Linked DNA regions of Mus musculus: all the other regions are linked to region 2. The links are chromatin loops, found by intact Hi-C in ENCODE. Cell type or tissue: heart. All regions are shown on one strand.

Evidence for each region. Peaks named below come from ENCODE experiments on the same cell type or tissue, not always from the same donor. Only the 100,000 strongest peaks of a DNase experiment are listed, where the experiment ranks them.
Region 1: a loop joins it to region 2, with 3 times the contacts of the local background. A loop is called at or near these places in 5 of 42 quality-filtered maps.
Region 3: it touches region 2 in a loop (2.6-fold over the local background); 5 of 42 quality-filtered maps call a loop at or near these places.

What each region holds. Positions count from the first base shown.
Region 1 is chr1:178,309,120-178,311,619 of GRCm38, reverse strand. LOC115487370 (a long non-coding RNA gene) reads left to right here. Exons shown (of 2, transcript XR_003948789.1): 2 at 1,857-2,500. Among named protein-coding and RNA genes, the nearest start is that of Cox20, 8.8 kb to the left of the region's middle. In heart, a CTCF peak has its summit at 1,306 (motif pointing left); no DNase peak of the experiment used is centred here.
Region 2 is chr1:177,981,789-177,984,288 of GRCm38, reverse strand. It overlaps a transcript of Catspere2 not described here. Among named protein-coding and RNA genes, the nearest start is that of Catspere2, 8.4 kb to the left of the region's middle. In heart, a CTCF peak has its summit at 1,215; a DNase peak (open chromatin) is centred at 998; H3K4me3 peaks cover 1,104 bases; H3K27ac peaks cover 847 bases.
Region 3 is chr1:178,302,160-178,304,659 of GRCm38, reverse strand. No RefSeq gene overlaps it. Among named protein-coding and RNA genes, the nearest start is that of Gm46174, 3.0 kb to the right of the region's middle. In heart, a CTCF peak has its summit at 1,064 (motif pointing right); a DNase peak (open chromatin) is centred at 1,059.

The DNA of each region.
Region 1 (2,500 bases), 330 kb before region 2:
CCTCCATTTTCCCTAGCTCGGGTGAATGGTATTATAATGTAGATTAAGTCTGGATAGTTTTATTTCAGAAAATTCACATAAGCTGTCAAGTTGACAGGATAACCTAAAGCTGTCCTCCCTTTAGCTTCAGCAATGACCATTGGGCCTATTTTATTTCATCTGTCTCCATCACGTATGTGTGAAAAAGAGGTATGTGTTTTGGGGCAAGGGGAGTGAGTATCTGTGAACACTGTGGCCAGCAAAGTTGATCCAAGGGAGGCAAGAAGGTGGTTTGATTCAACAACACTAAGTAGCCTGTGCTGGCTCAGACTTTGGGACCCTGAGTGGTTTATGCTAGGTATATTTACAGCACAATTAGGTGAAAAGTTTCCTCCTGATAATTAACACAGTCTCATGTGTACAATAAAGCGTACAATAAGCTAGGTAACGATTAGATGTTGCTGGGCTGGAGAGATGGCTCAGCAGTTAAGAGAACTGCCTGCTCATCCTGAGTTCAATTCCCAGCTTCCACGTGGTGGCTCATGCCCGTCTATAATGAGATCTGGGTTGCATGCTAGAACGCACTGACCTCCCTCAGTACCTGTGTTCTTAGCAACTGTTGATAATGTCAGATTAAGCCATTTCTTGTGTGATTACTTCCATTCCTCCTACATTGATTAACTGGAATCTGTAGTGGAGAATTGGGGTTACTGTAAAGCTCTTTCCAAACACAAACGGTGAGTCTTTGGGGTGAGAGGAGCAGTGTTAGAGCCACCTGAATGTGTGAGCATGCCAGACAAGCACTGGTGTCTCTCCTTAGCTGTTCTTTTAAAAATTTATAGCCGGCACAGGACTTTAATCCCAGCACTCAGAAGGTAGAAGTAGATGGATCTCTGACTTTGAGGCCAGCCTGGTCTATAGAGTGAGTTCCAGGACAGCCAGGGCTACACAGAGAAACCCTGTCTTGAAAAAACCAAAACCAACCAAATGAAGACAAAAAACAAAACACAAACAAACAAAACCCCAAACCATTCATTCATTCGTTCCCAAGCCTTTTTCCTTTTGGTCTCCATTTATTAAATTCTGAGGTTATAAAGGTTTATGACGTTTTGTTCCAGGCTGGAGACATAACTCAGGTGGTAGAGTGCTTGCCTAGTTGCAAAGCCCTTGGGTTCCATCTCCAGCACTGACAGGCAGGGCATAATAGTGCCTGCCCAAGAGCCCAGCAGTTGAGAGATGGAGGCAAAAGATTTCAGAACTTCAAGGTCATCTTTGGCTATGTAGTGAGTTTGACAATCTCCCTTACCACTTTGAGCACAGATGCAATTGGGCAACAAATTGTGCTCCCTAGTGGGCAATCTGTTTATTATACTGTTTATTGGGTGTGCAAAAGCAACTAACAAAACTCCACTGAGTATTTGTGTTTCTAAAAGATTCTACAATTAAATGTTTTTGTTTTTATGCACGTGTGTGTGTGCTAGTGGAATGTGGTGTTCATTTGAGTGCCAAGGAGCCAAGATGGAAAGGTGGAGGTCAGAGAACAATTTGAGACGGTTCTCTTCTTCCTCCTTGTGGGTCCCAAGGATAGAACTGGCAGGCTTGGCAGGGAGTTTGTTTTCCCACTCACACATCCCACTGGCTCCAGATTCTGCAAATTTTTGTCAAGAATTTTTTTGTTTGTTTTAAAATAAAACACAGGTGTGGCTAATTGCACACAACCAACTATATAGCTGTTAGGCCCTCTTACAGAAAATACCCCTGTAATTACCACCTGGGTCAAGAAATACAATTTGACAGCTTTGAAGAGGACCTGTGCTCTACCAAGCACAGGTAGGCAGCCATGCAATTAACAAATGTATTTATAACTCCTGAACCAGGAGAGGGAGCCCCTTCCAGAGGGAGGCTCAGGACTGGATGTCACCAACAGCTGTGACAGTGGGATTCCAGCAAGACTTCTGAACTGTCAGGCACGGGGAGGAGGGAAATGAAGAGGAGGAAGAGAACTCCTATGAACTGCTGCCAAACTTCGGTCAGCTCCAGAAACACCCAAGGAAAAGGCTAAGGAGCAAGGGGATGGCAGACTTGGTGATTACTCTTGCTTGGGACTCTGGGATGACCTGCTCCTTGGGGATATTTTTCCTGCCTGTGCCTCCCCAAGAGTCTGGGAGGTTTGCAGGGACTGGTGGGTTTCTCTGGCCGACCTTAGACTTCATCCAGATAAGACTGCTTGCATTGGTTAAGCATTTCAGCCCTTTTCATGCACATCTGTTGAACTGACTTATAAACGTGCCAACCCTTTACAGCACTTAGTTTTCCAAGTAGCAGAACCTGCTAAGCCCCCAGGAGACCCACAGCTTTCAGATACCATGGTTGATAATCCAGTGTGGAATGAAAATGTTCTGACTCTGACCCTAAGTGTTCTGATGTGGAGGGCCTTTTGGGGTGCTGCTTGGCAGGAGTCTGACATTGGCCAAGGACAAGGAAATGGGCTTCAGGCAGGAATCTGACATTGGCCATGACA
Region 2 (2,500 bases):
GGATTCTAGGATCACCTCTGTGATCGCTAAATAATTCAACGGCGCTATTTTCTTCATAAATTTTCGCTTCATTCATTTTTATGAGGATGCCTTGGAGGTGAGGGTGTATTGGCTCCGGTTCACCTCTGGGGAGACGCTAGCATCCGCATCGAAGCTGTGACTTTCTAGACTTGAAGGGCTTGAGAGTTGTCGGAAGCCTCGAGCATTTGGAGACAGACAAGGGCCAGCAGGAGCAGGGCAGAGGGGAGCTGAGCAGCTTAGAGGCCAGGTGGCAGTTGGGAGGGAGGTCGCCCTGCGACCGAAGCTTCGCGGATAGGACACGGCTCATCCGCCCAGGGGTCGGGCCCACAGCCAGGGGAGCTGAGGGCTGGGACGAGGCTCGAGCCCAAGCCCTCTTTCGGACTGACTGGGACACCTCCAGGAGGCGCGCGGGCCAGTCTCGGGATTAGAAGACAGCGCGACTGTCCCCTCCCCCCACCCCTGAGAACTAAGCTGGAGGCGGAGGCGCGAGGCAGGAAGCACCGGGCCGGGGTCCCGACCCCTGACAGGGCCGGCCGGCGCGGGCCGCCAGGTGCCTCACTCACCACGTCGTAGACGTTGAGCACCACTAACTGGTTAGCCCCCATCCTTCTCCCCACGGCCGCCGCCTCGTTCTCCAGCCGCTCGGTCTCCGCGGGGCGGAGACGCTGCCACCCCCGCGGGCGCCTCAGGCAGGGCTCGAGCCGGGCACTAAGCGTCCAGCCCGGCCCACCGCAGCCGGGGCGGAAGCATCCGGCAGCCGGGACCGCTCCCGGGAGACGCTGTCAGGAACCTGTATGAGGACCCGGCTAGACAGGTGGAGAGGCAGCTCCAGCTCAGGCGCCTCCCCTCGGCCGCAGACACGTGGGGGAAGGCGGGGCCTGGGCGAGGGGCGGGCTTTAGGCACCCTGGAGGCGGGGCCGGGCAGGATCCAGGGATGAGCCCGCCTGCGTCTTGAGGTTCTCAGGCTCTGCAGCTGGAGACCTAAAATGGCGACAGGCCGGATGCCTCTTCACCCTGGTGGCTCGAGGTCGCAGAAAGACTACCGTTCCCAGAAAGGAGAGCGGAAACCCGCGATTCCTATTGGGCGTGTAAGCAGTCTGACTACATGTCCCAGCATGCACCAGGATATTGTAGGCACTCACGTCTCCCTGGGAGACTACAGTTCCCAGGATGTCATGCAGGGGATGTCAACCTCCCTCTAGGTTGTGGATTTTGCCTTTATAAGCCTGTTGGAAAATAGGGTCAGGGTCAAACTCCTCTACCACTGCGTAGTGTATGAGTCTCAGCCTCAGCATGCTGGCTTGTGTGCCATTAAAAGACAAAAGTACATAGAGTTTGTCCAGGGAACCTTCGCTGTTAGTCCTTGGTTAGCAGAGACTCCATTTGCCTTTTAGTTTTCAGTGCTGTTTTTGGAGTTTGTAGCGTGAGATGTGAATACAACGTAATGTGAAGAAGTGATGACTAAGTTTTCCAAAGCCCTTCTGCTTTTTTTCTTTTTTAATTTTTGAAAATAAAGAAGTGAGGCAATAAATGGAGGAAGGTTACCCTTGTAAAAGTGGGATGTAAGAAAGTCTCAGTTAACCCTCAAAACAGAATTCACATTTAGTGAGAGTATCCTGCGCTGGTTGGAAGAGTGTAGCAACTCATAGATTAGCTCAGTCCTAGGACACAGTGTTTGCGCACCCATTCAACAAATATATTTTGTGTTCCTAGTGTATGCCATGTAATATGGTAGACCTGGGAATTCAGCAACTGAACAGACACGGGAGACAAACAAAATTCCAGCAATGAGTATTTTGTAGAAAAATTGAGATAATTTAGAGTTATCTTAGGATGTGTGGGCAATGACTAGTTTTAAGCTAGAATCTGAATGACAGAAAGCTAGTCAAAAATAAGAAAGCCAAGAATTCCAATTAGAGGAGACATAAGTACATAGACATAAGACATGTTTTCTGTATTTAAGGAACAAAATAAAAGTTCTCTGTGGCTAGAACATAATGAGCAAAGAGGTGATCTGTGGACAGACAGTTAACTGGTCAGAAGACATCCTGAGTTTTCAGTTAACTAAGATTGAATATCTATTTTACATTTTAGATTTATCAATTGTGTGTGTGTTTGTGTGTCTCTGTGTGTGAAAGAGTGGAAGAGAGAGTCAGAGAGAGAAAGACAGAGACAGAGACAAAGACATCGAGGGGTGCAGGTGACCAAAGAGGACAGAGGGCAGGAATGCTCTGCAACCGAAGTTATAGGCTGCTGTAAGTTGCTTGACCTGAGTGTTGGGAACCAAACTGAGATCCTCTGCAGAGCAACAAGTGCTTTTAGTGGGCAAGCCATCTCTCCAAACTCTGAGGTTGGATTTTAAATGAAGAGTTGGTAGGGTTTGAGCCAAGGAACGACATGAATATGTACATAAGTCTCTTAAAAGATTGCTTGAGAGCTGGAGAGATGGCTCAGTGGTTAAGAGCACTGGCTGCTCTTC
Region 3 (2,500 bases), 320 kb before region 2:
GGTATAAGTATAAATATTTCAGAAGCATTTGACATCATGTCATGTAGTAAAACAGTAGTCGTAGTTTCTTTCTAGCCATGGACTTAAAAAAAGGATGTATCTTAATTATGTGAATACACGTGTGTTGGACTGATTCTGTATATATGTGTACAAGGTCCAAAGAGACCAGAAGATGGGAGAAGATGCCCTGGAGCTAGAGTTATGGGTAGGCAAGACACCTGATGTGCTGCTGCAAACTGAAATGAGGTCTCCACAAGTGTATCACATTACTGTTGAGCCATTTCTCCAGCCCCAAGCCATGGGTTTTGGACCAGCTTTACAACTCTGGGCCTGAATTCCTTCCTGTGGAATAGTCCTTTCTGCCACTCTGCCTCTCTGCTTCTGCCTCTCTGCCTCTCTGCCTCTCTCTGCCTCTCTGCCTCTCTCTACCTCTCTGCTTCTGCCTCTGCCTCTCTGCCTCTGCCTCTCTGCCTCTCTCTGCCTCTGCCTCTGCAATGCTGGAATCTTTTCTTCTTCCTTCTCCTTTTCTTCCCCTTCCTCCTCCTCCTCCTCCTCCTCCTCCTCCTCCTCCTCCTCCTCCTCCTCCTCCTCCTCCCCCCCCTCCTCCTCCTCCTCCTTCTCCTCCTCCTCCTTCGTTTTTCAATAGGGATTCTCTCTGTAGCCTTCTTGGCCTTAAACTAGAGATGTGCTCGCCTTTGCCTCCTGAGGGCCAGGATTAAAGATGTGCACTGCCCCCCCCCCCGAAAACTCTTCCTATTTTAAAGTTATATATTTAAATTATCTTACAAAATAGTAGTGGGATTCCATAGAGTTTGGAGTTTGTTGGTGTCTTGTTTTATTTTTGTTTTGAGACAGAGTCTTGGCTGTGTGGCCCTGGCTGACTTTGAACTCACAGAAGCCTGCCTGCCTCTGTATCGCAGGTGTATACAGGGCTTTTCTACAGCCTGAGCTCTTGTCCACTCTCCTAGCCCCTCCTCTACTCTTTATAGTAGTTAATTTTATTCCAAGAAAAAAAATGCATATGGAAGTCACTTCTGTTATAGGAGTCTTGTTTTGCCTATTTCACCACCAGGTGGCGCCACAGCACACTTACCCGTTGCTGCTTAGATGGACTTCCTCCTAATTTACTAAATGGGGCAAGTTCAGTTACTTAAAAACAAAGAACTTGTATTTAGTTGCATCATGAAACCCTAAACATCCTAGAGAATGTAATGAAGACTAAAAATAAATAAACATATTGGTCTGGTGTAGGGGGAAACATTGGAAAACTGGAGAAATGGAAGGGGGGGGGGTCATCTCACTGTTGCTTTATGAAGTTCACTTACACCAGGAAGATGTGTAGTTTTCTTTGCAATGATCCTTTCCCAGAGACTCCATCATGGTTTTCAAATGTTATTGATTGAAAATTTTAAGGCACTGTGTGGTATCACAAGCCTTTAATCCCAACGCTAACAATGAAAAGGCAGGCAGATCAGTATGAGTTCAAGGTCAGCTCAGTCTACATATAGAGTTCCAAGCCAGCCAGGACTACATGGTGAGATGCTATCCCTAAAACAAACAAACAAACAAACAAACAAACAAACAATAAAATCTCTTGGACAATGTTTTTTTGGATCACTAAAGTGTGGGGGTTTAACTCAGAAGAGAGTCCTGAGATAGAGGGTACAGACAAGTTCTGCTAGTCTTCTGTGGAGATTAAAAAAAAATCCTTTCATGAACAGAGATGTACAGGGCAATTTAGGGTCAAGGGTCAAATGAGTTTTCAGGCTGTGAGTGCTGTGCTCCAGGCTCTGAGATGGACAGAGGCTTAAGAAGCCTCCTGTGATCCTCAGCCACAGAAGCCAAGCTGTGGTTCAGGCCAGTGACAGCCCTGGCAGAGCCCCTGGAGGCTAATTTGGGCCTTTCATTCTCATGGAGCCTCCAGTAGGCATATGACAGCAGTTTTGCTGTGGAATGGTCACTGGGATCGTGGAGAACATACCAAAAAGACCAGAGAGAGTGGGGAAAAGAGACCAGTTTTCACCTTGAACACTTGACGTGTCATTTAGAGGCTTGTCTGAGCTTCCCACGGTGTGAGTAAGCATCAGCAAAGGTGAATGACTGAGAGGACAGACGATCCACTCTGGGATGGGTCTACTGCGGGGAACACTGCACACTTGATGCACATGTGCAACCTTGTGTCCACAGCTGTGCTGGCTGTGGGATTGCAAAAGGACTCTTGGCCTGGTGAGCAAACCTGCTCATTTGGTTTCAAGGGAATTTGTTAGTACTACAACATGGGAGAAGAGAGACAGGTAATTTGTGTCAGGGTAGGCAGGGGAAGTGAGAGCATGCGCGTGCGTGTGTGTGTGTGTGTGTGTGTGTGTGTGTGTGTGTGTGTATTATGAGGGAACAGGGATGTAGCTATAACCCCACCTCATCATCTAAGAATGGGTTCAATGTCCATTGGAACAATTTGAATTTGCCCTCCAAGGCTGTCCTTTCATGGAGATTGGCTGAC